2 separate regions of the Homo sapiens genome follow, and region 2 is linked to region 1. Evidence: chromatin loops called from intact Hi-C (ENCODE). Cell type or tissue: PC-3. All regions are shown on one strand. Links, peaks and the distances in the headings refer to the core of each region. The heading gives the core; the rest is flanking DNA. Region 1 overlaps AADACL2-AS1 (AADACL2 antisense RNA 1). Region 2 overlaps LINC02066 (long intergenic non-protein coding RNA 2066).

Region 1 (16,039 bases), core at 1-8,000:
AGCCAACCCCCATAGGCCAGTTTCAAAGGCTTTGCCATCAATTGCTTAAGGATTTTGGAGACTACTTTTTGCTTTCTTAGAAAGGGTGGTAGGAAAACAAGGGAATCTGAATCATACAAATACCAGATTAAGTATAAAACCACTAACTAGGTAACCTCAGGAAAATCTCAAGATTCCTGAGACTGCCGCAAAGATCCACAGCTCTGTTGTTAATAGTGTGCAACGTGGATAATCAAGAGTTAATTATGCTTAGTTTCTTTACCATATAAACAAATCAATACCACTTCTGATGTACCTCAATAGTGGAAAAAGCATTTAACATTCTGCAATGAATCACTGCAAATTGGTATGTTGCTTTGGCCCTAAGTGTATGTGTTGGGGAGCGGCAGGAGGGAATTTGAGCTGCACAAATACCCAGTAAACCAAAAAGGTGCTCAGGCATTTAGAAACTCACCAGGTGCCAGAGGGGGCATGACACGCAGGATCCAGGAGAAGATTTTGATTTCCTCTGTGCTCTGAGCTCTTTAACCTGGACCTGAGGAATATCTGCCCAGCAACCCGTCAAAAGGAAGCAGTGGGAAAAAAAGCACACAGCTGTGGCTGGTGACCATTTTAACCTCAAAAAAACCACAGCTGCTGGTTGTTACCAAATGCCAAAAAATCACTAAACCTTGTTGATTGTTTCATGTAACTTATGTCTAGCCTTCTAGCCTTTAAAATTTTTCATTTACAGGAGGAGCAGTATTGAAAATAAATAAAATTAAATTAAAAAATAAAATAAAATAAACTTTTCATAGCTTTCCCGGAGTTTTTCAAGTTTATTTTATATTATATTATTGTTAAACGGGGTCTAATCTTGGTACCAGTACTTTAAATTATTCTCTTAGAATAAATATTCACAATTTCTTTCTCTTGATGCCAAAAAGAGATTAATTAGGGCTGGAATTATTTCCAATGGCATTTCAAAAATTCTTAGCTCCTCCTCTCCCTAGGCTTGAGCATTGTTATAAAATTAAAAATAGCCCATTTTGGAAAGTCCAAGATTCTTTAAAACTGAAGTCTCTTATAAAAAATCAAGAGGAGGCTGAGAGGAGGCTTCTCTCTCATTTGCCAATTTCTTTAAAACAAGAGGCACCGTTGTCAGTACTTTTAAAGTGCTGAAAAAGACTACAAGCCTGCAAAAGAAGGCTGAGTGTTTCATTCTAGAGCTGTTTTTTCTTAGTGAACATCCATTGACTTCATTTGGAGGTTGTATCTGAGTGAGCCCTCTTTCTTACAAGTAAAGTAAAACACCAGTCAGCTGAACTCTTTATCAAACATACTCTTCATTTATCTCTTGATGACACAATGTCACTCTTCCCTTTCAAGCTGAGCCTTCAGATTCTCCAAAGGTTTCGACCTCCCACAAAGTCTTCACGAGGTGACTCGCTCTTCAAGGAGCCCTGCTATTATGCCATATGGTGTTATGACTCAGCAAACCTGCAGTCCCTTCTACTTCCGAGACCTGGAAAGACATGTTCTAACTGCTTCTGGATGAACCAGGCATACCAGTATTAGTTCATGCCATCCAAAAAGAAACTTCATGTTCTTTTTAACTCTAAATTACTAAAGCTAAAAGTTACAGTCTTCTGATCTTCAAGAGTTCCCAGAATTATGCTCTCTGGTGATTAAACTCCCTTCCCTAAAAAGTGGCTCATCCTAATAGTGCAATGTTCACTATGTGTCAGCTTTAAAATTCTATGCCTGTAAAATACTCGAAGTTTAGAGAATGCATCTTTTTTCAAACGCTTCTTAACTTTCTGAGGGTGAGGACCAATTTAACAGGATTACATGTAAATTGGCCTTTCAGCTATGACCATTTCAAATCTTGGAAAATTTTTCTCCTGCATACGCTTTATCCTTAAGTAAAGATACATAGTATCTATTTAGAGATCTAATCACAACTTTATAACCTTTAAAATATTTATTCTATAAATTAAATACCAAATATGAACATATAGCGTGTACACATATGCATATATGTACATATGTATGTGTGTGTATATATAGGTATACACATATACATAAAATCTCAAACAAAGAAATTGTCAATAAGATTAAACTGTGGCTCCCTGGAGTATACGAGAAGTTATATACATGAGCTAGAACTCAATCAGTAATTTGGAATTGAAGATTGGCTTAGGAAATAAGAAACTTCATACTTTATACTAATTTAAGTAAAACACTTTGCTTGAATATATTTAAGTATATAGACTGTTAGATGAATTCTATTTTTAATCTAATTAAATTAGAAGTAACATGCATTAGTATATTAGCTAAATCTCATTTATTTACAGTGAATCGAAGTTGGACATATTCCTTGAAAATATTTTGAAAATTATTTTAATGATTAAGAATCAATTAAAAAGAGATTTTACTTTATTTGCTAAAGAATGACTTTCAATAGTTTAGTCTCAAAATTGTTACACATGATTACCAGTGTGAAATATATGAGCAAAGATAAAAATAATACCTCCCTGCCAAAAACAGCTCCTGTTAGAAAATATTTTATTAACTAATCAAATAATCTTCTGGTAAATACAGAGAGATGTTTAAAGGTTGCAATCGAATTACAAGGACACAATAAAACTAAAGGAAATGCAAGAATGCCAGAACCGTTTATTAATAAAATACTGATTTATACAATTGATATTAAAAATGACAGTTATTTTGTCGTTTTCTTTTGAAAATAAGCAAATTATGCCTGTAATCTCAGCACTTTGGGAAGCCGAGGTGGGCGGATCACGAGGTCAGGAGATGGAGACCATCCTGGCTAACATGGTGAAATCCTATCTCTACTAAAAATACAAAAAATTAGCCAGGCATGATGGAACGCGCCTGTAGTCCAGACTACTCGGGAGGCTGAGGCAGGAGAATCACTTGAACCCAGGAGGTGGAGGTGGCACTGAGCAGAGATTGCGCCGAGATTGCGCCACTGCACCTCAGCCTGGGCAACAGAGCGAGACTCTGTCTCAAAATAAACAAACAAACAAACAAACTATTATTTAAAAATTAATGTAAAATAATGGATTAGAAATTATTACAATTTACTTCTTCAGCTTAATCATGTATGATTTCCGTACAGTTTTCACTTAGAAGACAATAAGAGAGAAGATGCGTATCGTCAAATGAGTTTAGATTTTTAAGTGCTCAATTTTCCAATACAGTGCAAAGAAACTGAAATTGCTTTCGGTCAGAAGAAAATAAGATAAAATTCAGTAAAAAGGAAATAAAGCCAAATGCATTCAGTTGGAACGGAACTCCGCCAGTTAGTGACTACAGCGTAAGGATTGTTTTCTTTCATACGTTCTTAGTCTGCCCCCTTGTGGGCTCCAGAAAGCTGTTACCCAGCATAAGCTAACGTGATAAAGTTAGATATCCAATAAAATCATGTTTTAATAATTCCTTTAATGTGGTTTAGAAAAATGTCTAAACTTGCTTTAGTTTATCAAACAAAAGCATTTAAAATTATAAATAAATATCTCAAAACTTACACCTCTAAATAAATTGAAAGAAGATATTTCCTTTAATTCCTAAAATTCTTTTTAAGAATGAAATTACCCATCCTGGGCAACATAGCGAGAGTCTGTCTCTAAAACAATTAGCCAGGGATGGTGCCATAGTCCCAGCCTCTCAGCAGGCTGAGATGGCAGGATCCTTTGAGCCAAGGAGTTTCAAGTTTCAGTGAACTGCCATCATTATGCCACTGTGCTCCAGCCTGGGCTGAGAGAGGGAGGCTCCATCTCTCAAAAGAAAAGAAAAAGAAAATAAATTACTATATAAGCCTCATAGAAATTGGAACTATAAAGCAATTGTCAAAAAATGCTATCTGAAACAATCTAGCTGAGGTGGGTTTTTTTTGCATTTATTTAATGTTCCATGTATAGAATGGAAAGCATTTATGACTTCTTTGTAAAAATAAACTGCATTACTATTATTGGAGAGACGAAGAGGCACATTAACTACATTATCTTCTTGTAATTGAAAATTGCTCCGATGGAGATACTGCAAGTTTGAAGATCTGAACTTCATTGCCGATGTCATTGTCATTCCTTGATTTGCCTAAACTTAAAATTTCAACATTTGTAGATTAAAAGGTATCCTGTGATAACCATCTCCTGGCATATTTTATAACTAATAGATAAATATTGTTGATGTCTTTTAAATTAAATTCTTAAATTTTTAGTATTTAAATAGGCAATCACTAGGTAACTATAATCAATATGCTTGATTTTGTTTTTTATTACATATTCCATATGTTTCATTTTATCTTCTACATTACACACAGTCCTTCCATGAATTCAGGCATATGTTGTTTTTTCATTTTTGGCAGTACAATACACTTTTGGCTTTCCATGTTTAATTGGATGAGTAGATTCTTACAAAAAATAAGACAAAGAATAAACACTAATATTTCGATTAATTATAATACCATTTTCTCAAGTAGTGTTCCAGGATTCAGTATGACCATAACCTTTAAGTAAAGTTCAATACATTGTTTCAAGATAGAAAGCAAAGTAAAACCAGGTGGTACAAACTAAGTTACATGCTCATACAGGCCCACGCGCATGTGTGCACACACACACACATACACACACACTCACAATTTTCTTACCAACACATCTCTCTGTAACTCTTTGGTGATCCTGGACAAGGTTCCCACGCCTCTTTGGATTTAGTTTTCTCGCCTATGAAATGGTACTATATCAGCTGGTCAATATTTTTTTGAACTGAGGTCTACAGATCTGCTTATGTGTCCACAAGTGGTCCAGTAGAATTTTAAAGTACAGTTTTCCCTCAGTATCTCTAGGGAATTGATTCCAGGACCTCTCACAAATACCAAAATCCATTGATGCTCAAGTTCCTGTTATAAAATGGCATAGTATTTGCAAATACCAAAATCTATTGATGCTCAAGTTCCTGTTATAAAATGGCATAGTATTTGCATATAATCTAAGCAAATCCTCCTCTATAGATTATATGCAAATCCTCCTCTATTCAGTCATGAATCACTTAACCATAGGGATACATTCTGAGAAATGTTGTTAAGCAATTTTTTTGTTGCGTGAATTTCATAGAATGTACTTACACAAACCTAGATGATATAGCCGACTATACACCTAGGCTATATGGTACAGCCCTATCACTTCTAGGCTGCAAACCTGTACAGCATGTTAGGGTACTAAATACCACAGGCAATTGGAATACAACTGTATTAGTGTATCTAAACATATTTAAACATAGCAAAGGCAATGCCATGCACTATAATGTTAAAATGGCTGTGATATCACTAGACAGTAGAAAATTTTCAGCTTCATTAGAATGTTATGGGGCCACCATTGTATATGTGGTCTAAAACATCAATATGTAGCACATAACTGTACTTTAAATAAGCTCTAGGTTACTTATAATACCTCATCCAATGTAAATGATATGTAAATAGTTATTATACCATGTTGTTTAAGGAATATGACAAGAAAAAATGTCTGCATATGTTTAGTGCAGATGCGATTCAAAAAAATGTATTTTTGATCCAGGATTGGTTGAATCCACAGATGTATAACTCATGACTATGAAGGGATGACTGTGCTTTGTTTTTATAATTATGGTAATATAAACACATACACAAATTGTGGATCATTTAGATGACCACTTTATAACTGGGCACAGCCATGAAACCAAAACCTAAAGTCGAGGTTTTGAATTTTTAAAATTGAAAAATCTTTGTAGTCCTCATAGGTACTCTTGATAGTCCACAAGTGCCCAAATTTGAGAAACGTTTCTCAAATTCCTTTCAGCATTTAATATTGATTTAAAAATGTGATGCTCACTTGCTTTAAATGAAGCTACCAGCAGAAAGCAGCACACTGAAAAAAAAAAAGACAAAATTGCTTTTCCTCTATTAGGTTTGTGTGCTCAACTCCTATAAGCATCTTGAAAGAAGTAGAGCGATTTAGACGATAATGCATTTGACGTCTAAACCCAAGCAGTAACAGTGTTTGTGAAGGAAAACCTCCAGGAAGAGCTTGCTAAAATTTCTAACAAAATGATGTTAATCTATAGTGCTCTTTGTCAGCATGTAACAGAAGAGATGTCATAAACTCCGAGAGAAAAGAAAAGTCAAAACATTAAAAGGATTCGTGACATCAATGATACAGAAGCAAAGAATGTTAAACATTTCAAGGAAATACACTCCACAAACACAAAAGTCGCTCCCTTGTGGTTTCAAAATAATTGAACCTATGCAAAAATGAAGTTATTAATGAATGGACTGAACATTATTAAGAGCAATTTATCAAAAGAAAGATAGATTGCTGATCAGTTGCAGAATGAACATACTCCAAACGTAAAGATGGTTCAGAGTATTTGGACTAATCAATTGTAATAACTCAAAGCAGAAGGAAATAGATGGCAAGTAGAAAGACTAATATCTGTTGAGCTTCTAATGTGTGTTTATTTTAATCAAATAATTACTAAGATCATCTACTAATAACAATCATGGGTTCAAACTCTGTCTCTGCTAACAAATAGTTCAAAGCCCACAAATTTGTAAAGATCACTAAAAAAAAAAAGCAGAATTCAAAAATTGTCAAATACAGAATTCTTATTTTTGGGAGCCAATATAATTAGTTACCAATATTTATTTTTTGTTTGTTTTGGGGGTTTTTCATTTTATTTTTTGTTTTCTGGGTTTGTTTTTGTTTTGAGACAGGGTCTCACTCTGTCATCCTGGCTAGAGTGCAGCAGTGCAATTATGGCTCAGCCTTATCCTCCCCAGGCTCAGGTGATTCTCCCGTATCAGCCTCTGGAGTGGCTGGGACTACAGGCGTGTGCCACCATGCCAGGCTAACTTTGCTATTTTCTGTAGAGACCAGGGTTTTGCCATGTTCCCAGGCTGGTCTTGAACTCCTGGGCTCAAGGGATCCTCCCGACTCTGCCTCCCAAAGTAGAGGGATTACAGGCTTGAGTCACCAGGCACAGCCAGTTACCAACACTTAATTACTATATCGATGCTACTTTTGTGATCTAATTATTTGAGTTTTATTTAATTTGATCTGATATGTTGAGTATAATACAGACAATCATGAATTTGTTACCAAAATATTTAATGATTATACTTTTTCATTAAAAAAACTAATTTAAAATTCATAACTGAATAAGCATTTGTCATAAAATACATCATTATCCTATAATTAACTTCTTTCTTTTTAGCATATATGTGTTATTTCTAGACATATAACAGAGGGGATATGTTTTAATATTAAAATTATAACTTTAATTTTTTAAAAAAATCATATTTCTTTATGAATCAGTCCTTAAAAATTTTAGACTCTTTATGGCCCCATATATTCATTTCTGATCAAACACACCGAAAATAAAAACAAAAACCCAGATAAACACCAAAACTGCCCATCTAAGTTAGATCTGCCCCTTTCTCTCTTGCCAATAATGGAAAAATCACCAGCTTTCACAACTTTGCAGAAAAGGTCAAAAATAAACAAAAGAACAGGCCATGTGTTTTATTATGATGTTAACACAAATAAAAGAGAAAGCAAACATTTCTCCCTCTGCTTTCATAGTACACAAGATTAAAAGCAACAGCTGGCTTTGCCTTCCTAAAACTATCTATCATGTTCACAATTGCCTAACACTGACTTAGAGATAAACTGAGCTGAAGGTATACAGAGAGAAGGGTTCTATCATAATTGTGCCACGACTTCTGGCTGACTGAATTCTGTGAAACCTACAGCACACCCTCTGATATTCTCCCTCACCTCAGAGCAGTGTCTCAACACTTTACTAATTAGTGTACTAGCCTTGTGATTTTGCCATATCTAGGTGTCATCCATACTATTAATTTTCTTAATGTTTTCTATTAATTATTATAAAATTAAATACATTTGTTCTTAAGAAGCCAACTTTATGTTATATCATAAATAGGAAAGTAGTGTCTCCTGTCATGAATGTAATAGAAATAAAATACTAGTACATACTATCTGAATACTCTTGCCTATCAAAACTCTGAGCCTAAGGCCTCACATATCTTTTATAAAGGATAACAGCAAGTGTTACAGAATACTAAAAACTTGAAATAATCAAATAAGAGTTTCTTCTTGATGTATTTCACATTGGTTGAAAGGTAATTGTAAAAAGGAAATGCAAGATTCGAGTTTGGTAATAAAAAAGTCAGGATTGATAATGTTTTAGATTCGTACATTTCCAGGCACTTCAGAAAAATATCAATTTTATGTCAAGCTCCAAGACAACCCAGAATATCCCATCAGGCCTCCCCAAGGTTGGAGTGAAGTCTGCTGGAGGCATAATAGGTTTCATTATCCACAGACTCAGCTCTCCATCTGTCCGTATCATTCCTTTCTCCTGATATACAATTCTCTCACCATGTTTCCTTCAAGTTAAGAGGCTGTTAAATGTACACTGGCTACTATATTAGAGTAAGAGCAACTTATTGGGTATAAATAAAACTATGAAATTTGACAAAAATATAGTTTGGAATTTGCTGTTGTTTTCAGGTTTACTTCCATCCAATACTAGGCTGAGGTCAGTTATGTTTATTTTGTTTGCTTGTTTTCTTCCCAGTTGTATTAATTATTGAGCATTTAAGATCCAATTTTGTTTGCCTCCAAAGTTTGCCATTGATCAACATATAATTCAATTTCTACAAACAAATGATAAAACTTAACCGAACCAACTATGCCCAAACCACATCAGTTAACACCACTTGTCTGAATAGAATTCTTTTCATTCTCTAAGGCTCAACCCCAAAACATTTTCTCTTTACTTTCTCAATAAGAACTTTATTTCATTGTTGCAACACTCAATTTTTGTCCTTTTTTAAAAAATTATTTAAAAAATTATTTTTTATTTCATATTTCCCTGTAGTACCTATTATAATGTTTTGTATTAGAAACTAAATAATTGCTGAATTCATTTATGAATAAATAAATAGGAAGTGACTATATTTGAACCGAACACTATTAAAGACTTCCCAAACAATTATGTTGATTATATTAAAGAGAATATATATCTTGTTTTTTGCATAACAGTATATTGAATCTCTAATGAAAACAAGCTTTGAAAATATATTTAGGAGATTAACTTTACATTTTAAAATCCAATGTGTAGAATTTTTACAAATATGACAGTATTTTGTATAGAAATGTACTCCCTCCCTCAAAGGAAGAATGGAGAAAGTCATTGCTTTATCCTGATTCCATTTAATAAAATTTATATCGGTCCTCAGAGAATTTATTTATTTAATTAATTTATTTAATTTTATGTTAGTATTAAAACTAGCATAACTATGTCATATAATAGCAACTTATAGTCAATGTAGAGACTAAAGCTTTTAGAGTTGTTTTATAAAAGCAGATCTAACAAATACTTTTAAAATGTTTATCTTTTTAACTTAGCTATAATTTATTACTGAGTAAGATATAAATCAAAGTTAATCATTCTCTGTATTTTTATTGCTTTAAAAGGCATGTCTGAAATGGTGAATTATTTTCTCATTAGAATTTTAATCAATTACTAAAGTTCCATTTTATAATTTATTTATTTTTGTAGTCAATATTTAATCTGCTATTATGTGTTAAGCACTTCAAGTGAATAATGATTAATCAGTTTTCGTCCTTTCTGTTTAGTTGGGACTCTTGTTTTTAAGTAAAAGAAACACGTTTAATCATCTAAATAATAAAGCAGTTTAGTGGGGATTTGAAGGAATATGGGAGAGCAATTTCTAAAATATGGAAAAACAGCTCATAGAAAAACCAAAGGCAGAAACTGCCTAGAGCCACAGCTCATGGAAAAGTGAAGGTAACAGCTACCAGGGACCCAAGCTCCTATCTCCTAGAGGGTGATTCCTCTACCTTGCTCTGGATTTCTGATTTAAAATGGAATAAATGACACAGCAACACCCTTTACCTCACAGAAATCTTGATACATGCTTTGACTTCTGCTCTTGATGATGCCTCATTTTCTCAGTTACCCCGTTTGAAATTTCCAAAGAGAAATCTAATATCTAGGCTTACTTTTCCAAACCAGATTATTTAATTCAGAGGTCAAACCATGAGAGCCCACCCCTAAACATCCTGCACAATAAGGGCTTACTTGCTCAGCACACCCTGTGGGTTAGCAGGATCTCTTAAGTGTGACTGAGATTTCTTGAACATTTTCCTCCAAAAACTTCGGGTTTCTTGAGGTAGATAAGTACATCATCCAAAGTATTCTTTGCATATTCACAGGTAGAACCAAATTTCACTTTCTAGTTTTTTCAAATAGTATGTTAACATAATCATGTATGTTTTCTTATCTCACTTTACAAGTAAAATTCTTGTCAGATTACATACTGAATTCTATTCCTTAAGATATATTTCTTTTTTTCTTTTTTCTTTTACTTTAACTTCTGGGATACAAGTGCAGAACATGCAGGTTTGTTACATAGGTATACATGTGCCAGAGTGGTTTGCTGCACCTATCAAGCCATCATCTAGGTTTTAAGCCCCACGTGCATTAGCTATTTGTCCTAACGTTCTCCCTCCCTTCGCCCCCAAGCCCCTGACTGGCCCAAGTGTGTGTTGTTACCTTCCCTGTGTCCATGTGTTCTCATTGTTCGACTCCCACTTATGAGTGAGAACGTGTGGTGTTTGGTTTTCTGTTCCTGTGTTAGTTTGCTGAGGATGATGGCTTCTAGCTTCATCCTTGTCCCTGCAAAGGACATGAACTCATTCGTTTTTAGGGCTGCATAGTATTCCATGGTGTATATTACCACATTTTCTTTATCCAGTCTATCATTGATGGGCATTTGGGTTGGTTCCATGTCTTTGTTATTGTAAATAGTGCCGCAGTAAACATTCATGTGCATGTGTCTTTATAGTAGAATGATTTATAATCCTTTGGGTATATACCCAGGAATGGGATCGCCGGGTCAAATGGTATTTCTGGTTCTAGATCCTTGAGGAATCGCCCCACTGTCTTCAACAATGGTTGAACTAATTTACATCCCCACCAAGTGTAAAAGCGTCTCTATTTCTCCACAGCATCACCAGCATCTATTGTTTCTTGACCTTTTTAATAATCGCCATTCTGACTGGCATGAGATAGTATCTCATTGTGGTTTTGATTTGCACTTCTCTAATGATGAGTGATGTTGAGCTTTTTTTTATGTTTATTGGCTGTATAAATGTCTTCTTTTGAGAAGTGTCTATTCACATCCTTTGCCTACTTTTTGATGGGGTTGTTTTTTTTCCTGTAAATTTGTTTAAGTTCTTTGTAGATTCTGAATATTAGACCTTTGTCAGGTGGGTAGATTGCAAAAATTTTCTCCTGTTCTTTAGGTTGTCATTCACTCTGATGATAGTTTATTTTGCTGTGCAGAAGTTCTTTAGTTTAGCTAGATCCCATTTGTCAATTTTGGCTTTTGTTGCCATTGCTTTTTGTCATGAAGTCTTTGCCCATGCATATGTCCTGAATGGTATTGCCTAGGTTTTCATCTAGGGTTTTCATGGTTTTGGGTTTTACATTTAAGTCTTTAATCCATCTTGAGTTAAGTTTTGTATAAGGTCTAAAGAAGGGATCCAGTTTCAGTTTTCTGCATATGGCTAGCCATGTTTCCCAGCACCATGTATTAAATAGGGAATCTTTTCCCCATTACTTGTTCTTGTCAGGTTTGTCGAAGATCAGACGGTTGTAGATGTGTGGTGTTATTTCTGAGGTCTCTGTTGTGTTCCATTGGTCTATATGTCTGTTTCGGTAGCAGTACCATGTTGTTTTGGTTACTGTAGCCTTGTAGTACAGTTTGAAGTCTGGTAGCATGAGGCCTTCAGCTTTGTTGTTTTTGCTTAGGATTGTCTGGGCTATACAGGCTCTTTTTTTTTTTTTTGGTTCCATTTAAATTTCAAAGTAGTTTTTTCTAATTCTGTGAAGAATGTTAAGGGTAGCTTGATGGGAATAGCATTGAATCTATAAATTACTTTGGGCAATATGGCCATTTTCATGATATTGATTCTTCCTATCCATGAGGATAGAAAGTTTTTCCATTTGTTTGTGTCCTCTCTTATTTCCTTGAGCAGTAGTTTGTAGTTCTCATTGAAGAGGTCCTTCACATCCTTTGTTAGCTATATTCCTAGATATTTTATTCTCTTTGTAGCAATTGTGATAGGGAATTCATTTACGATTTGGCTCTCTGCTTGTCTATTGTTGGTGTATAGGAATGCTTGTGATTTATGCACATTGATTCTGTATCCTGAGACTTTGCCTAAACTGCTCATCAGCTTAAGTAGTTTTTGGGCTGAATCAATGAGGTTTTCTAACTATAGAATCATGTCGGCAAACAGAAAATTTGACTTCCTCTCTTCCTATTTGAATATGCTTTCTTTCTTTCTCTGGCCTGATTGCCCTGGCTAGAACTTCCAATATTGTGTGGAATAGGAGTGGTGAGAGAGGGCCTCCTTTGTCTTGATCTGGTTTTCAAAAGGAGTGCTTCCAGCTTTGCCCATTTAGTATGATATTGGCTGTAGGTTTGTCATAAATAGCTCTTATCATTTTGAGATATGTTCCATCCATACCTAGTTTATTGAGAGTTTTTAACATGAAGGGATGTTGAATGTTATTGAAGGCCTTTTCTGCATCTATTGAGATAATCATGTGGTTTTTGTCATTGGTTCTAAGTGATGGATTATGTTTGTTGATTTGTGTATGTTGAACTAGCCTTGCATCCCAGGGATGAAGCCAACTTGATCATGTTGGATAAGCTTTTTGATGTGCTGCTGGATTTGGTTTGCCAGTATTTTATTGAGGATTTTCATATCAATGTTCATCAGGTATATTGGACTGAAGTTTTATTTTTTTGTTGTGTTTCTGCCAGGTTTTGGTATCAGGATGATGCAGGCCTCATAAAATGAGTTAGAGAGGAGTCCTTTTCAATTGTTTGGAATAGTTTCAGAAGGAAACTATTCTTTTTACCTCTAGTAGAATTCAGCTGTGAATCCGTCTTGTCCTGGGCTTTTTTTGGTTGGTAGGCTACTAATTACTGCCTCAATTTCAGAACTTATTATTGGTCTATTCATGGATTCAACTTCTTCCTGGTTTAGTCTTGGGAGGGTGTATGTGTCCAGGAATCTATCCATTTTCTAAATTTTCTAGTTTATTTGCATAGAAGTGTTTATAGTGTTCTTTGATGGTAGTTTGTATTTCTGTAGGGTCAGTGGTGATATCCACTTTACTATTTTTTGCTGTGTCTATTTGATTCTTCTCTCTTTTCTTCTTTATTAGTCTAGCTAGTGGTCTATCTATTTTGTTTTTTGTTTTCAATAAAAACAGTTCCCGGATTCATTGATTTTTTTGAACTTTTTTTTTGTGCGTGTGTATCTCTTTCAGTTCTGCTATGATCTTAGTTAATTCTTGTCTTCTGCTAGGTTTTGGATTTGTTTGCCTTGATTCTCTAGCTCTTTTAATTGTGATGTTAGGGTGTTGACTTGAGATTTTCTAGCTTTCTGATCTGGGTATTTAGTGCTATAAATTTCCCTCTTAACACTCTTTTAGCTGTGTCCCACAGATTCTGGTACGTTGTGTCTTTGTTCTCATTGGTTTCAAAGAACTTCTTAATTTCTGCCTAAATTTCATTATTTACCCATGATTCATTCAGGAGCAGGTTGTTCCATTTCCATGTAGTTGTGTGGTTTTGAGTGAGTTTCTTAATCCTGAGTTCTAATTTGATTGCACTGTGGTCTGCGAGACTGTTATGATTTCCATTCTTTTGCATTTGCTAAGGAGTGTTTTACTTCCAGGTACGTGGTTGATTTTAGAATCAGTGCCATGTCCACTGAAAAGAATGTATATTCTCTTGATTTGTGGTGGAGAATTCTGTCGATGTCTATTAGGTCCACTTGATTCAGAGCCTAGTTCAAGTCCTGAATATCCTTGTTAATTTTCAGTCTCGTTGTTCTGTCTAATATTGGCAGTGGGGTGTTGAAGTCTCCCACTATTATTGTGTGGGAGTCTAAGTCTCTTTTGTAGGTCTCTAAGAACATGTTTTATGAATCTGGGTACTCCCATATTGGGTGCATATATATTTAGGATAGTTACCTCTTCTTGCTGAATTGATCCCTTTACCATTATGTAATGCCCTTCTTTGTCTTTTTTGAACTTGGTTGGTTTAAAGTCTGTTTTGTCAGAGACTAGGATTGCAACCACTGTTGGTTTTTTTTTGTTGTTGTTGTTGTTTTTTGCTTTCCATTTGCTTGGTAAATTTTCCTTCATCCTTTTATTTTAAGCCTATGTGTGTCTTTGCACACGAGATGGGTCTCCTGAATACAGCATATCAATGGGTCTTGACTATCCAATTTGCCAGTCTGTGTCTTTTAATTTGGGTATTTAGCCCATTTACATTTAAGGTTAATATTTTATGTGTGAATTTGACCCTGTCATCAAGATGCTATCTGGTTATTTTGCATACTAGTTGATGCAGTTTCTTCATAGTGATATTGGCCTTTACATTTTGGTGTGTTTTTGCAGTAGCTGGTACTGGATTTTCTTTTCCAAATTTAGTGCTTCCTTCAGCAGCTTTTGTAAGGCGGGCCTGGTGGTGATGAAATCTCTCAGCATTTGCTTGTCTGTAAAGGATTTTAGTTCTTCTTCACTTATGAAGCTTAGTTTGGCTGGATATGAAATTCTGGGTTGAAAATTCTTTCCTTTAACAATGTTGAATATTGGCCCTCACTCTCTTCTGGTTTGTAGGGTTTCTGCTGAGAGGTCCACTGTTAGTCTGATGGGCTTCCCTTTGTAGGTGACCTGGTCTTTCTCTCTGGCTGCCCTTAACATTTTTTCCTATATTTCAACTGTGGACAATCTGATGATTATGTGTTGTGGGGTTGACATTCTCATGGAGTATCTTAGTGGTGTTCTCTGTATTTCCTGAATTTGCATGTTGCCCTGTCTTGCTAGGTTGGGGAAGTTCTCTTGGACAATATCCTGAAGTGTGTTTTCCAACTTGGTTCCCTATCTCTTTCAGGTACTCCAATCGATCATAGGCTTGATCTTTTAACATAGTTCCATATTTCTCTGAGGTTTTGTTCATTTCTTTTCATTCTTTTTTTCTTTAATCTTGTCTGCATGACTTATTTCAGCAAGATGGTCTTTAAACTCTGATATCCTTTCTTCTGCTTGGTCCATTCGGCTGTTGATACTTGTGTATGCTTCATGAAGTTCTCATGCTGTGTTTTTCAGTTCCAATAGGTCATTTATGTTCCTCTCTAAATTGGTTATTCTAGTTAGCAGCTCTTGTAACTTTTTATCAAGGTTCTTAGCTTCTTTGCATTGGGTTAGAACATGCTCCTTTAGCTCAGTAGAGCTTATTATTACCCACCTTCTGAAGCCTACTTCTGTCCATTTCTCCATTTCATCCACTGTTGAGTTCTGCACTGTTGCTGGAGAGGCATTGAGATCATTTGGAAGAGAAGATGCACTCTGACCTTTTGGGTTTTCAGTGTTTTCTCATAGATTCTTTCTCATCTTCATGAGTTTGCCTAATTTCAATCTTTGAGGCTGCTGACCCTTGGATGAGGTTTTTATGGGGACATTTTTTTTTTGTTGATGCTGTTGTTGTTGCTTTCTGTTTGCTTTTCTTTCCGTGGTCAGGTCCCTCTTCTGTAGGGCTACTGCAGTTTGCTGGGGTTCACTTCAGGCCCTATTCACCTGGTTTATTCTTGCGCCTGGAGATGCCACTTGAGGAGGCTGGAGAACAGCACAGATGGGTGCCGGCTCCTTCCTCTAGGATCTCTGATCTCAAGGGGCACTGACCTGATGCCAGTAGGATTGCTCCTGTATAGGGTGTCTAACAACCCCTGTTGGAGGGTCTCACCCAGTTGGGTGCCATGAGGAGCAGGACCCCTTTAACGAAGCACTTTGACTGTCCCTTGGTGGAGTGGGTGTGCTTCACTGGAGGAAAAACCATTCATCTGGGCTGCCCGGATTCCTCAGAACT
Region 2 (16,795 bases), core at 3,634-11,633, 180 kb before region 1:
ATGGCTATATAAAATTGTGTCCTGTAGTTGTATCATATTTTATTTTGGCAGTCTCTACTATTGAATTGTTTCCAATTTTATCATTTTATAAATATGGCTATGAAAAATATTGTGCACTGTAATATTTTTGTATATAAAAACCTTCTCTGTATTTAGAAGACCCAGAAGAACATTTAAATTACTGGATCAAAGAATAAAATATTAATCAATTTCTTGATTCAAGCAATCATTTTTTTCCCCAATTAATTACACTCCTATTAGCAGTGATTCTTAAATTAAAACAAGTCTTTATGACAGGCAAAATGCTTTATCTCATTATTTTAATTTTTGTTTATAAATCTGAGATCTTAAAAATTTTTATTTGCAGGCACTCAGAAGGAATTAACTCTTATTTTTATATTTTCTCTCTTATATTTAAAAAAGTTCTCAAAGATAAAGAACGAAACTGAACTTTCTTGGTTAGGCTGTAGGGAAGAAGAGATCTATGAATTTGTGTGTGTGTGTGTGTGTGTGTGTGTGTGTGTGTGTGTGAGACAGGGTCTTGCTCTCTCACCCAGGCTGGATTGCAGTGGCGCGATCTTGGCTCACTGCAGCCTCCGCCTCCTGAGTTCAAGCGATTCTCATGCCTGAGCCTCCAGAGTAGCTGGGATCACAGGCACACGTCATCACGCCTGGCTAATTTTTGTATTTTTGGTAGAGAAGGGGTTTCGTCAGGTTGGCCAGGCTGGTCTCCAACTCCTGACCTCAAGTGATCCGCCCACCTCAGCCTCCCAAAGTGCTGGGATTATATGCATGAGCCACTGTGCCCAGCCAGATCTATGAATATTTAATGTGTCTTCTTTTATTTAGATCTTCTTTAATTCCTTTCAATAATGTTTTGTAATTTTCAGAGAATATGTTTCATATTCCTTTTGTTACTAGTGTGCAGAAATACCATTGCTTTTTATATATTTGTCTTGCACATTCATAATGAAGTTCAACATGTACCTCTGTCTTCTGTATTTGCTGCAAATTGGTAGCAGGCTTAAATGTCTTGCAGCCTCAGGTTGTCAATTTGTTCAGACTGGAGGGTATTGTGTTCTTTCATCAGATCACCATACTATTTAGTTTTGTTCCTTTTTGTTAGCAGTTATTGATGCTCAGTGCCTTGACCCATTAACTTCAGTTGGGGTTGAAAATGGTGATATTCTAATTGTATTATGTCTTTTTTATTTTTTAGGTGTAATGATGTTATAAAGAGCCTTTTCCTCTCATCTACTAGGTTGCCCAGTGGTACAGTTCATGTGAAAAAGTCAGGATAGACTCTTGAGTCTTTACCTTTATAAACAATTTTCAGTATAATGAATTGCTAGCTTAAAGATGACTACTTTGTTGGTTTACTTTTAAATACCATTATGAACCCATTGATTTAAACATTTTTCATAGGCTTTGATCTGTTGCAATTCTTCACCATATTAAAGCTTAAGCTGTTTCATCTTTAATCAGTGTGAACCTCTTTAAGTTGGCTCCTGAGTCTTTTTGACATAACCCTTGTAGTATTTAATATTTTCCTTACTGTCTAGTAAGACAAGGTGTTCTAGGCTCAACTAATACATTACTTGGATTGGAAACAGCCATTTTTCAAGAACTTATGGTTTTGAAATGATATTTCAAGATCACAGTTAAGATACCAGGGATGTTCATTTGTTCATGAGTTAGTTAAATCACTTTTAGACTTTTTAAGTTGACAAAGCTAGAAAGTTTTATGTGTGGGCACACACAGAGTTATATTTAAGGATTAAATACATTATACTTTTATAACAGCTTTTTTTTTCTTGAGAGCAGAACAGTTAACACTATTTATTTCCTATGATGAAGTTCTGTTGAGATCATCTGAGCATCCTCTGACCCCCTGTTTTTATTCATGCTCCTGAAAGTCCCATATTAAGATTTTTCTTGGGTTCCCAACTAGCCTAAACTGAAAGTATAAAATCATAAAGATAGATGTTTGCAAGTTTTGCTATTTGTATAACAGCAAAACAACATTTACTTAAATTAGAATTTAATTAAGACTACTACAAGTTAAGATTACGATTGTTTAAAGTCCAGATACTTTGAGATAAACTCACTTTATTACAGAATATTTACCTGTTTTGTTCAAAGGAATCCAGCTTTGTTTGTATCCTATAGGGTCCCTCTGATTTAGGGGTGTCTTACAAACAGCTATGCAACTTTGAAAACACTACTTTATCAATGTACAATAATGTAACATACAAAGAAATTGGATAATTTGGGGGGCCACAGAGATTATTACTTTCTACCTAGTACATAGTTTTTGCTTTTGTAAGTAAAGCTCTTTTGGTGAAAGATAGTTTGGCTTAGGCCTATCTCAAAATCATGAGATATTTAACCTGGGTTTATTTTTCTGTTTTGGAGTTGTGTGTTTATTCAAAAGATGGTTTATGAAATAAAGCCATTTGTTTCCAATTGTGCAAGTCTTAATCCTGTAATTAATAACAGATTTTTTTTCAAAAAAGAAAAGAAACCATTCTCTTTTGCATTAAAACTTTTTGGGTAGCCTTTCAAATATTTTGGTGCCATTTAAATATTCTCTATTAAAACAAGTCACATTAAAAGGGCTTTTCTGCAGAATAACCATCCTTTCAACAAATCTATGGTTAAGATCCCACTCCCTCATTGTTTTCTCCTAAGGAATAGAATGTTGTTTATATCCTAAAAATTACCATGAAATGGTGATATATGTACCTTAATTTCTGACACAACCTAGGTTATTCTGAATGATTTGCCGGAACTTCCAGGGATATTTTTTATATTAAAATATATACTTGTGGTGTTGCAGATAGGCAGGAATCTAAATGTATAGGGCATGCCCAACTGCATCAGACAAATCAGTTATGTTTTTCTCCTGTTTTTCTTTTCAACCTCAGCAGTTAAAAAAATTATGGTAAAGATGTTTTTAAGAGAAAGTATGGCTAGTCAACAAAGTATACAGCCTGTAAATAGCAAGTTTGAAACTTCCACTCTTAAAGTTCTTTTAATTCTTCTTAAACTTACTTGCTAATTTCAGTTTTTTCTACCTCTTAGGATTTCAAAGGACCCAATGCTTATGTGATTTGATGTATAAGAACTGTTCTAAATGATTGTTCTTCATCTTTTCCTGGAGATATTTAAGTAGATCATTAATTCCTTAACTGTCAGCTCATTAAACAGTGGGTTATTACTAGGCACATGTATGTAACCTTTGATTCTCGCCATTTTAAAACAGGATGAATTTTTTTTTAAAAATTGGTCTATGTGGCACTTATCTTCTTCAGGCCACAGTTTTTTCATCTGATCGATTAAACAAATGTAAGCCTGCTGTATTCATTTTGGAAGGGGGAGTTACATTTACCCAGGAACTTTAAGTTTTATCTTTCCAGGACAAAAAATTATATTGGATTCCCTCTGTGATAGCTCTTTCTTTTCTGTCTCTAGGTTGAGAAGAAAAACCTGGCCCTTGTTCTTAGCCACTTTAATGAAGCATCACTTGCCACAGAGAGGGGAAAATAGCAATTTGCATTCTGAGATAATTTAAGACTAACCTTTAACTATATGTGCATTAATGTATGGCTAAAAATATGTATCAAGATTTTAAAATTATTAAAGGAAGCTTACAGATGATAAAGAAGATAAATATTTGAAAGAAAAATTAATCTTTGAATATATAGTCTGCTCTTAACAAGAAGCACTATGTGATTTTATTCTTTGATAGCAAAGATTGTTATAATTATTAAAACACTCTCACTCAAGAGCCCGTTTGTGTGTGTATGTGTTTGTGTGTGGGTGTGTGTGATTTTTTTCATGCTTTTGAATCCATTTCTAACGAAATTTGAAGTCTCAAAAGGCTAGAGTTTCTAATATTTATTACTTACTGCTGAGTTGGATTTTCAACCTAAGTCAAAATTACAACTGTTTCCTATAACTGTTTATTATCTTTAAAACTGTTAGAACTTATATACGGCCTCCTTTTGAGCAACAAATTCGCCTCCAAACCAGAATAATAAAAACTATCAATATGTTTTTTACCCCAAAAGACTACTAGACACCACCAATACTTTGCCCTTTCTCTTCATGAGGAGGGATAAGAAAAATGATTGCATATGTATATATGATTGTGCCATAATTTTAATTAGCTTAACACTACTGTCAAAACTGTCCTGTTTGCCAAACTCAAGATAAAAGAAGCGCTGACAAATCAAAAAGGAAAGCTGATCTCTCTTATGGTAATTATATACAAAATGAATATATTTCAATAAATGTGTACTTTTGGACAAATGAATAGGAACAGTTAAGGTAATGCATAAAGACTGCCAGAATAACTAAGTTGATTTGAAACAGAGTTACTTTTTAAGTTTAAAATCGCTTGCCAATTGTGACAATCATAACACACATTTTATAGGATAAATTAAAGGACCTTACAAACTCATCAGTAACTTCATCAATAATATATTCTTATTTTTAGAGTAATCATTTACTAAATTCTTAAAATATTTATTCATGTGAAACTTCAGTGCAGGACTTCACTGTTCCCCATTCTGATTTTGTTCATTATTGTAATAAAATCACCAAGAGTATTTTAGTCCTGTAAGTAAAAAGTGGTTCTGCTTTTCCTTCACACTTGCATAAAGTCCTCTGCTACAAGATTCAGAGTATTCTAGAAGAAATATCAAAAGAATGATGACTTCAGTAAAGGATTTTACTGCATGCTCTTAACAATGGGTTCTGCATGGAATAGCCTAAGGTGCACATGCTTCCTCCTCCCGTGAGCAGACTGAGGATTTCTAACACTCTTGGTGCAAATACAGATGATGTTGTGAAATAATTCAAGATAAAATGAATAAGAAGTAATGACCTCAGTCTGAATGACACTGATGAGAAAATTAAGTTGTGGTTGATGTTTTAGTTTTTAATTGAAATATAACAACGCCCATCTTTCTTTCTTCTTGATCTATCGATGTTAACAGACTAAGTATACTTCTACAAACTGGAAAAACTCTTTAAATGTTATCTTTTTCAATTGACACGTTAGAATTCAAAGAAGTTTAAAAAAATCTAATATACAAAATAACTAATAAATCATCGGAAAAATTTAAGGAAGATGATTTTGCCAAACTAAAAAACACATTATTGTTGTGTTGACCAAACTGCTCAGAACAATAGTTAAACATTAGGCATAATGCCTCCAAAGTGTCCTGTTGCTTTTTATTACAATGTGGTTATTTACATAGTTTCAACATAAATCTTTCTTCTTTACAGGATATAATTGAACAAATCAAATTTATAACCATGAGTGTTACAGAAATGCCACAGCTACAGATAAATTTTATTAAATCAAGCATGCTAAGTCCAATATTGAAGAACAGGGGATATTCTTCTTGAGGCTACTGTGTACTCCCTGGTGCCTGCTCTATGATTTATAGGTCCCAGACTTACCAGCTTGGAAAGAATATCACTTCTGGTAGGATAGGAACATTGACACTATGGGAATCTTGAAAGAAGAAAAATATCTCTACATTTATAAGTACTTCAGGCAAAACTTAGTAGGAGTGTATTGGATGTTGTCTAAATACTAGCCTTGGAATACATATGTTTATAAGGGTAATGAAAGTCCTTCTGGCAAGAAGACTATGACCTCGGGAGCTTCACAGATCCTCCAGGGAGAAATAAAATACGAAATTATAGTTTCCTATGGATTTAGTTTGTTAACCATATCAACCAGTACATTTTTAAATAAATAAAACCAACTAAATAAAGAAAACATCAAATTAGTGATACTGAATTAGAAAATAGCTAAACAAATTTGTGTGGTTAAATCTTCACTTTGGAGATGAAATGACCAGAAACAGACACTGAGTGGGCAAAATGGACACCTTGCTCTGCTGCCATTGTGGTTACACACCTCAGATAACAGTTGGGAAGAAAGATACTTTATATCCTCAGATAAACTTTAAAGAGCAAAACATCCCACAGAGCACTAATTCCTCAGTAGTGAAGCCTTGAGCCCTTTCTTAAGTTGCTACCTCTCTGACTTTTGAAATACTGATAACTAGAGATATATGATGACCTTTGACCCTTGCAGATATAAAAATCAAGTGAATGAATTTTTATTTTCCAACCTTGAACAGACTAACTTTGGTAACATTTTTTGTTTCTTTATGGGTTTTTACTTTAAGTACCTTCTATATATATATTTTTAAATAGACAGTTATTCTGAAACCTGGACATTTTTTGCAAAATATTGCAAGAGAAAAATATTTATTTTTGTAAAATGCTTCATGTGTCCTGTTTTTTTTTTTGTGTGTGGTTGTTGTTGTTGTTTTCCACAGAGGCCACATGATGTGTGGCACAGTGAGGGACTAGTATCATCTGCAGATGGAGCAGGAACCAAAAAAGTTCTGTCGGTTCAACTGAAATATTTTACTATGAGTTTGCTTTTGTTTAGTTTTACAAATCTGTCTTATACCTTCACAGTGGATCATTTAACCCTTGCTTCTGAATTTTTCCATTGAATTTGTTTTAGTAAAATTACTTACCAAAAATAGACACTTGGTTAAAATAAGATCCCTAACAAATGGATCTTTAGATTCATTCCTTACTGTTCCCTTAAAAATATAAACACACTTTATGATCTTGCTGTGAAACCATTTTTTCTTAATACTGTAGTTTTCAATTTTCTAGTTTTCAAGTTTCTGTTTCTAAAATGGCTAGTTTTCTGGTTGGTTAAAACAAGTCAGAAGAATGAGATACGGCTGGTGATTTTCTCTTCTCTTATGTACATTAAAATATTTGACAGCAATATTGGTACGCTTTGGTTTCAAAGTATGCCTGTCTTTTCATGAGAAGAAAAAATAATTTTGGGGACTATACTGCCTCTCAGTGGTTCGTTTAATATTTATTTCAATCACAAAATATTTTATGAGATGAAAAACCTAAAATTTTCAATAATAGATTTCTCAGTGTTTTTACTTCGATTAGCTCATAAGAAAAACAGTAATGTGAGTTATCTTGCAATATATGTTTGTCTACCCCCATTGATTGGACACCAATAGCCATGATGTGTTACAAAGAGTTTCAAGGTCTACTTTCCCCAAAGAAGGAATGAATTAGTCTATATGCAAAGGAGGCATTGATGTATTCTGAAAGAGAAGGTGCCAAACCAGGCTGAGTAAAGGGCATAATCAGCTTGGAAAAGTTCATTGTTATGAGTTATGAAAATTCATAAGTCCAGATATTACCAAGTGGCCTTTTTTTTTTTTTTTTTTTTTTTTTTTTTTTTTTTTTTGAGACGGAGCCTTTCTCTGCCACCCAGGCTGGAGAGCAGTGGTGTGATCTCGGCTCACTGCAACCTTCACCTCCTGTGTTCAAGCAATTCTCCTGCCCCAGCCTCCCAAGTAGCCCGGATCACAGGCATGCGCCACCACACCAAGTTAATTTTTTTTATTTTTAGTAGAGACAGGGTTTCACCACGTTGGTCAGGCTGGTCTGGAACTCCTGACCTCAGGTGATTGACCTGCCTCCGCCTCCCAGGGTGCTGGGATTACAGGCGTGAGCCACCTTGCCCAGCCACCAAGTGGCTTTTTGATCTGTATTTTGGTATCCTAAGAATAAATCTTACAAATTAGAGAGTTTAAAGTTTACTTTAACCTCTCTACCTGTTAAGTTGGCTTAGTTCAACTTGTGTGTGTGTGTGTGTGTGTGTGTGTTTCTATAAACACGGGGCTATTCCAAGAACCTGCAGAAGGACAGAGTTGAGTACAATTTGGTTTCAATCATCAAAAAAATTATTATTCATTATAACAAAAAGGGAATACTCCACTTTTGTCCCCTTGACATTACTCAGCATTTGTTGATGAATTGAATAATCAAAGCTGTCAACTATTTCTCCTTTTAGTAGTAGTATCTTTATAATTTGCTGTAAGATGTTATGCCAAAAACAGTGATGAAAAGAGTGGAAAAACAGGTTTCTGAAATCTATGAGTTTGCTGTATATAGGGTGAGGACCCACAATTTGGTGTCTACAGTTTTTCAGAAATGCCTCAGTTTTTAAATTGATTTATAATATTAATAGGCATATTGATTTATGATCTTGTAGGCTAATTTATTCAAGACTGTCAATGACTAGAAGTTTTAAAACAAACTAAACTGGAAGCTTGTAATAGTGTTGAATAGATAATCTTATTTAAGTTTTTACAATCTCACTTTCATACAAGTTCTAGACTTTTCAAGAAATAGGAAGCTTTGAAGAAAAGGAGTAGGAAAGAGGAAATGCACTGATTATTTTAGCAGATATATTTCTTGGCACTAGGGATCAATATGTTAGGCATAAGTAAGTCTTGGCAGAGGCTGCCAGAGAGCAGATGTTAATACCTTGTCTACTAACCCAGAACATAGAGTATCGCTTGATGATAAGGCAAGGAAAATTCAGCGAAGGAACATCCTAATTTGACTGAGTGGTTACCCAAAAGATGATGAATTTTAAGCTGCCAGTAACTCAGTTTACTCTGAATTAACAGGAATGAAACTTCCCCTCATGGGCACTTAAGACAAAATAAGGGCTATGTGAAGTTTCACTATAGCAAGCAAATAGACTTGCATTTTTCAAGATTTGCCTGTTGTGACAATAAATTTACATCTGCCATAAAATATTTGGAGTTTTAGAAGATGGATCAGCATATAGATAATCTCTGAAAACAAAAAAAGCTAGACAACATCATGCAGAAAGGTCTAAGCAGAAGAAGTGAGTAGGAGACAGAATTCCAGGGCTTCTAACATGTATAGTACAGAACTAAGAGAGTTATATGAACCTATATGAAGGGGGAGGAAGTGGGGAGGCGCATGGACCTTCTAAGGCATCAGCAATGCTTTCTCCTTTTATCCTGGGTGGTAAGTATGTAGTGTTTGCTTTATTATTAGTAGTATTATTTTTAAATGAGTACACATTTTACATAATCTTCTGAATGTTAATCATCTTTCATAATAAAATGAAAAAATGCCAAAACAGTAGAAACATTAGGAAAAAATTAAGTTTTACAAAAAAATGTTTAAAACCAGGGTAGCAGCAACAGCTTATTGAGAAGGTAGATTGTCCTAAGAAGTCAGCTTTATTAAGGTGTAATTCACCTACAAGAAAATGCACCCATTTTAAGTTCTATGAATTTGGCAAATATACAAAGCAGTGTAACCACCACCACATTTAACAGAACATTTCTATTACTTCAGACGGTTTCCTTGTGCCCCTGTCCAGCTAATCCTTACCCCTCTTCCCTGACCCTAGGCACCCACTGATCTGCTATTGTACTGTAGGAATTATCTAGAATTTTATATAAATGGTGTCATGTTATATAAATGGTGTCATGCACTCTTTTGTATCTGACCTCTTTGGCACAACATAATCTTTTTGAGACCTATTCAGGTGGTTGTGTAGATTAGAGTTTCATTCCTTTTATTGTTAAAAAGTATCTCACTATGTGGCAGCTATGGAAATGTACCACTCAGACCTCCTTAACAGAACCAGCTACAGCAGTTGCCCCTCTGCATCTACCACCATATTCTAGTTATGACTACACTTCTCTAGGAATGTTCCCAGCAGAGGACTAAGAATAGTGGAGGATTACTGTTGTCCCATTTCTGCAGAATGTAGGATTCCTTTAATGAGCATTTTTGGCTCAGAGAATCCCTATTTGTCACCCTGAGAGAGAGAGAGAAAGGAAGGAGAAGGAAGGGAGGAAGGGAGAAAAGGAGGGAGGGAGGGAAAGTGTAGACCAGTTCTAGAGAAAACATTTTCAGACAATGGTACCAAAGTCAGAAGTCAGAATAATCGTCATGTTAGGGACTATAGAGATTAATAGAACAGCAAATTCATTTACTTTCCTGAAATTTTGTGGAAAGCTATATAGACATCAACCATCTTTATCAAATTTACCTGACTTCTTTAATGGAAGTATGGGGGTATCACAGGATTAGTGCCCTTTGTAATTATCCCTTATTGTTTTGATTCTTTCATAACTGGTTTTATCCATTTTATTTGAGCTCTAAGGCCAAGCAATGCATGGATCTGTTTCAGCTCAGTGTGTTTTTCCACTGTGGTCTGGGACTGGCCCCCTCTGCCATACCCTTTTTCTTTCAAAGGCATATAGTATGGAGCCCCACATACACTCTGTCTGGAGGTACAGAATATGGTAGTTTAAAAATTGCACAGCGGGTCTCTCCCCAGGGGATACAGGAAATCAGAAAAAAAGTAAGAAAATATGCTCTTCAGTTATATAGCCAATCTGTAGGGGAACCATACAGGAATAGGAACAAGATGGATCCCAAATACCAACACCCTATCTTTATCACCAAATAGAAGCAAGAAATGCCCTAGGAAATTGCAGAATAAGTAACACCAGTTCCTACTTCCAAGATTCCCTAAGCCGGTTCATTTTAAGCCCTTTGACAATTATTTCCTAGTCTCCGGACTTTCATGCTTCCTGTATTCCTACTGAGAGGTGACGTGAAAAGGAGTCAGAGAGAAAGAAGGACAGACACAGAAAGTCTAATTGGGATTGTAAAGTAAGGATAGATTTTGTTATTTCTTGCAAACTGAGAAATCCTTTGAGAGTGTGTGGTAGTAGGATAATGCATGTTACACTGTTAACTTTTAGCAAACTTTACTTTTTCTGTATAGATAGCTCCTTCCTGATTCTGTAAGTACTTTAAGATTTGGCTGAGTGCAAACAGCTCGCATGTTTAAGCAGACCAACTATTAGGCAATTTTCCTAATTCTGCTTCTGTTAGCGTTTCCTTATCACTTACAGAATACCCATTGTGTCTTTTTCCCTTAATCACCTAGGAGGAAACATCTATCATCCTGTCCTGAAGGGAGTTCCTCCTTGGTCTGGTTGGACCTTTGTATGGTAATTAATTAAGATTTAGATCACCTATTAGGAAACCTTCTGAGTTAAGGATTTTTGATAGAAAGGCTACGGATTGTCAGTGACCTCAGTGCTTTTGGGCTATGCCCTTGTTTACACTGACAACAAGGTGGTAATGGAGTGTTATAGGGTTACAGAGAAGACCTTCAATTATCAATGATAGGTCTTAAATTTACCCTGGCTTTTAAAGGAATAGGGTACACTGTTTTTTCTTTACTACTTCCATCTCTCTTTCTTTCTCTTTGACTTCTTGTCTCTTTCTCTCTCTTCCTCTCTCTGTCTCTCTCTTTGACTCCTTCTTTGTCTCTTCCTCTCTCTCTTTCTGTGTCTCTCTTTCTTTCCCTCTCTGACTCCCTCTCTTTGTGTCTCTGTTTCTTCCTCTTTCTCTTTCTCTGACTTCCTGTCTCTTTCTCTCTTTCCTTTCTGCTGCCTCTGCCAGCTGTTATGCTGCTGTTCTCCCTTCTCCTTCCCTTTTTGATGGCTTCAGCAGTGTCAGACTGTCACCTCCTTGGGTTTTTGCACTGCATGCAATAACTCCATAATTTCCTTGTGTATTTATTGGGAGTACCCCCAGAGATTAGGGGGAACCCTAACCCTTTCTTTCCATATTGCAGCATGGGCATGTAGGATTAGATAAGCATACTTGCTATGTGTATACACATTTATTCTTTTTCCCTTTCCCAGTTCTAAGTCTTGGGTAAGTGCCACTAGTTCTGCTAACTGGGTGCTGGTCCCTGGGGGAAGAGGCTTACTTTCAAGTACAGCTACATCAGTAACTATGGCATAACCTGACCTTCGTATCCCATTCTCCACAAATGAACTTCCATCGGCATATAGGTTAAGGTCAGGATTAGCTAAGGGGACTTCTAAGAGATCATCTCGGGTGGCATAAGTCTGGACTATAATTTGTTGGCTGTCATGCTCGATTGGTTCCTCATCCTCTGGGAGAAAAGTGGCAGGGTTGAGGGCCATGCATGTTTGTATTTGAAGCACCAGTCCCTTAAGGAGTAGTGCCTGGTATCTAAGTAGGTGATTGTCTGATAGCCATAAACTTCCTTTGGCACCTAGTATGCCATTTACATCATGAGTAATCCAGACAGTGAGATCCTTTCCTTGTATTATTTTGATAGCCTCTTACACTAAGACAGCCACCACTGCAACTACCTGTAAACAGTGAGGCCAGCCTTTTGCTACCACATCAATTTCCTTAGGTTGTCCCACTAGTCTGAGTAAGGTCTCCAAGAGCTATCCCTGCTCTCTCTGTGATGTATAAAGAGAAGTGTCCTGTGGGAAGGCTTAAAGCTGGAGCTTGTACTAGGGCCTGCTTTAAGGTTTTGAAGGCTGTTTCTGTCCCTGGTTCCCATTCTACTAGATGAGTATTTGCTCTCTGGGTCTCCTTGATTAGAATATATAGGGGCCTGGCTATCTCACTGTATCTGGGGATCCATAGTCGGCAAAAGCCGGTGATTTCAAGGAACACCCACAACTGTTTTAATGTCTTAGGGCAAGGATAGGCTGTATTTGTTCCTTGCTAAGGGCCCTGGTCCCTCTGGCTAAGATTAGGCCTAGATATTTAACCTGCTGTAAACAAAGCTGGGCCTTCAACCTAGATGCGTAGTACCCTTGATTAGCTAGAAAGTTCAAGAGATCTAGAGTAGCCTGCTGGCATGAGGCTTCTGAACTGGTAGCCAAAAGTAAATCATCCACATACTGAAGGACCAGAGTGCCTGAACTTGAGAAGTGGCCTAGATCTTGGGCCAGTACCTGACCAAACAGGTGAGGGCTATCCCTAAACCCCTGGGGCAAGACCATCCACTTAAGTTGGGATGTGTGGTCTGTGGGATCCTCAAAGGCAAATAGAAACTGGGAGTCATAGTGAAGGGGAATACAGAAGAAGGCATCCTTGAGGTCCAGAACCGTGAACCATTCTGCTTCCTCTGGTATTTGAGAGAGAAGGGTATAAGGGTTGGGTACAACTGGATACTGAGGAAATACAGCCTCATTGATGAGTCTAAGATCTAGCACTAGTCTCCATTGACCATTCAGCTTTTGTACTCCTAGAATTGGGGTGTTGCAGGGACTGCTGCATTTCCTTCCTAAGCCTTGAGCTTTTAAATATTTAACAATATCCTGTATTCCTTTATGAGCTTCAGGCCTTAAGGGATATTGCCTTTGATAAGGAAAAGTGGTGGGGTCTTTTAGCCTGATTTGGACTGGGTGGGCATTTTTTGCCCTTTCAAATTGTCTTTCCAATGCCCAGACTTCAGGGTTGATTCCCTCCTCAAGTAGAGGACAACAAATGGGTAACTTGTTCCCCGTATTCATGTAGATAATAGCTCCAGCTTTGGCTAATATGTCCCTCCCTAATAAGGGTGTGGGACTTTCAGGCATAACAAGAAAGGCATGTGAAAAGAGCAAAGTCTCCCAATTACAACTGAGGAGGTGGGAGAAATACCTGGTTATAGGCTGTCCCAGGATTCCTTGGATGGTAATGGACCTTGAGGATAGTCATCCAGGATAGGAGATTTACACTGAGAAGGCTGCACCAGTGTCCAGAAGGAAGTCAATTTCCTGGCCCTCAATAGTTAAACATACCCAGGGCTCAGTGAGGGTGATGACATGAGCTGGCACTTGCCCCAGGCACCCTCAATCCTGTTGTTGGATCATCTGGTTGGGGGCTTCTGACCCAGGGAACCTTTGTCTTCTGGGGCAGTGCACCTTCCAGTGATTGCCTCAGCATAGCAGACATGGATGAGGGGATGGCTTGTTTCTCGTTGGACAATCTTTTTTAAAGTGTCCTTGTAAGCCACACTGATAACAAGCCCTACCGGGTGACTGGCCTGCTCCATTTTCTGTCCTCTCTGAACCACCAAGGTTTGTTTGTCTGAGGGCCATGACTAAGGCTGCGGCCTTTCTCTGATCTTGCTTTTCCTTTTGAGCTTGTTCCTCTTGGTCCCTATTGTAGAACACCAAGGTTGCCAGGTTTAATAATGCCTCCAAATTTTGTTCAGGGCCCAGGACCTGCTTTTGAAGCTTTCTCCTGATATCTGTGGCTGATTGGGTAATAAACTTATCTTTTAGAATCAATTGACCCTCAAGTGATTCGGGTGACAGGGGAGTATATTTTCTTAAGGTCTCCCATATCAGCTCGAGGAAGGCAGAAGGATTTTCTTCCTTTCTCTGAGTTATGGTGGACATTATTATTCAATGATGATGGGCTTTTTCCTAATTCAATTATTCAATTAATGGGCTTTTTCCTAATTCTCCTTAGTCCTTCTAGAACACAGGTCAACAGATGTTTATGACTCCAGTCCCCATGATCTGAGTCAAGGTCCCAGTGGGGATCTGTACTGGAGATGGCTTGCTGACCAGTAGGGAATTTGTCCCTTTCTTCAGCTGTCATTCTATCATTTACTTGACTAAGATACCAAGTATCTCCAAACTCTCAGGCTGCAGCTAAAGCTGCATTCTTTTCATTAAAGGCCAGGGTTTTATCTACCAATAGCATGACATCTCTCCAAGTGAGATCGAAGGTTTGCCCTAGACCCTGTAGGACATCTATGTACCTATCAGGATCATCTGAAAACTTCCCCAGGTCTGCCTTGATCTGCTTTTAATCAGAGAGGAAGAAAGAGACGTGTACCCGGGTTGGACCAAATTCCCCTCCCCCTATAGCTTGAAGGGGACATAACCGATAGCCCGGGGTTTTTGTGGTCCTTTGGAGATTTCCTTGCTTATTTCCTTCTGGGCAGGGGAGATTAGAGGAGGCTTATCATTAATAGGAAGGGGAGCTATAGGGAGGCTAGGATATGGGGGTAAGCTGTGTGGTCCTCCTGTAGGGTGTAAATTTCAAGCTTTGCATAGTTGTGTATTCCCCTTCAATGAAAAGAAAGCTTGGACATAAGATATTACACTCCATTTGCCTTCCTTCTTACAGAAAAGGTCAAGCTGCAGGATAGTATTGTAATTTGTACTTCCCTCAGGTGGCAATTTTTCCCCATCAGAAAGAGAATATTGGGGCCAAGCCATAGTGCAGAAAAAAATGAGCCACCTCTTTTTCAGGATTTGGGGGTCAAATTGGTCCCAATGGCTTAGAATGTATTTCAAGGTTGAGCCTGTTGATGCCTGAGTGTTTCCCATCTGAAAGACAAAACCACCCATGGTTTTAGTTTTTTTGTATCCCCCCCTGCCCAAAAACCTGCAATGGTCCCTGGACCCTGCTGATCGGAATAGTTGCACTCACTGACACAGCAGCAGAAACCCAAGAACCCGCAATGGTCCCTGGACCCTGCTGATTGGAACAGTTGCGCTCACCAACGTGCAGCAGAAACACTAGTTTTCCTCCAAGACCACAAGGAGGACCGAGGAAGGTCGGATTTACTGGCCCTTACTGATGCATTCTCAAAAACCTGTTAGAGTCCTAAGCATTCTCCTGTTAGTATTGGAACCTTACCCCTGTCCTATAAAGATGTTATGCCCCCAAAATCAAGTGGAGGGCCATACCCTGAGGGAGGGGAGGGATCTCCAGAGTTGGAAGAGTGATGCCTTTTGGAAGAGTGATGCCTTTTATATGAATAGGAAGGATATAATTTCTGAGGCTCCTCATATCCTAGCTTCAGGAATAGCGTTTGCTAGGTCTGCTTATCTGAGGAGGGATCTTAAAATTCCACATAGTCCCCCCTACTTTGGGCAAAATTTATGTCTTTCTGATTGGTGAGCCCGGGTGTCTAAAGAAGGTAACAGAGTCCTGAAGTTTATACTAGAAATCATTCTTACAGGAGAAATTAGAAAAGCACCAGAGACAGGGAGTGGTTTTTAGGAGCATGACTAGCCTTGGAGAACAGAGGCGAGAGGAAGTTTGTCTGGTAGGCATTAGGACCCACGGGGCAAGGGTCAGGATAGGTAGGATAGATGGGCAAGTCTTGCTTTGGCAACATGCCTTTAAGAGTTCCGCTCATGGTCGCAGGTCAACCAACTTGTTGTCGGGATCCTGGAGCTGAATGGCTTTCCTCTCTGCTGACCCACAGCTCAGCCCAGAAGTACAGGAAAAGTGGAAGCTGGTTCCAGGCAAACCAACGCTCCCGACTCCGAAGAGTCAGGGTTTGTTAGCGAGCCCTTTCCCAAAAAGCCTGACACCCATGTCTTTAGTCCGGCGGCCGCGCTAGTCGCTTTTAACTGGCTGACAGTTGCCCAGTATTTAGCCCCCGAATTCTAAGGAAAAATAGGACAGAATAGAAAGCGAAAGGAGTCCAGTGGTACTCAACTCTTGGCAATAGGCGATGGACTCACCGCTTGGCGATAGGCGATAGTCCCTTCATGGTCTTCAAAATGTGTCCGGAATTGGTGGGTTCTTGGTCTCACTGACTTCAAGAATGAAGCCACAGACCCTCGCAGTGAGTATTACAGTTCTTAAAGATGTTGTGTCTGGAGTTTTTCCCTTCTGATGTTCGGACATATCCAGAGTTTCTTCCTTCTGGTGGGTTCGTAGTCTCGCTGACTTCAGGAGTGAAGCTGCAGACCTTCGCAGTGAGTGTTACAGCTCTTAAAGGTGGTGTGTCTGGAGTTATGCGTTCCTCCTGGTGGGTTCGTGGTCTCGCTGACTTCAGGAGTAAAGCTGCAGACCTTTGCGGTGAGTGTTACAGCTCATAAAGGTGGTGTGGACCCAAAAAGTGAGCAGCAGCAAGATTTATTGCAAAGAGCGAAAGAACAAAGCTTCCACAGTGTGGAAGGGGACCTGAACAGGTAGCCACTGCTGGCTCGGGTGGCCTGCTTTTATTCCCTTATTTGACCCCACTCACATCCTGCTGATTGGTTCATTTTATAGAAAGCTGATTGGTCCATTT

What was found. Peaks named below come from ENCODE experiments on the same cell type or tissue, not always from the same donor. Only the 100,000 strongest peaks of a DNase experiment are listed, where the experiment ranks them.
Region 2: it touches region 1 in a loop (7-fold over the local background); 15 of 110 quality-filtered maps call a loop at or near these places.

What each region holds. Positions count from the first base shown.
Region 1 is chr3:151,835,825-151,851,863 of GRCh38, forward strand. The region is part of intron 1 of AADACL2-AS1 (AADACL2 antisense RNA 1); the gene reads right to left. Among named protein-coding and RNA genes, the nearest start is that of AADAC, 30 kb to the left of the region's middle. In PC-3, for the core only: a CTCF peak has its summit at 3,362 (motif pointing left); DNase peaks (open chromatin) are centred at 1,457 and 3,347; H3K27ac peaks cover 1,022 bases.
Region 2 is chr3:151,654,181-151,670,975 of GRCh38, forward strand. It overlaps LINC02066 (long intergenic non-protein coding RNA 2066), which reads left to right. Exons shown (of 5, transcript NR_183765.1): 5 at 3,475-3,790. Among named protein-coding and RNA genes, the nearest start is that of AADACL2, 71 kb to the right of the region's middle. In PC-3, for the core only: a CTCF peak has its summit at 6,894; no DNase peak of the experiment used is centred there.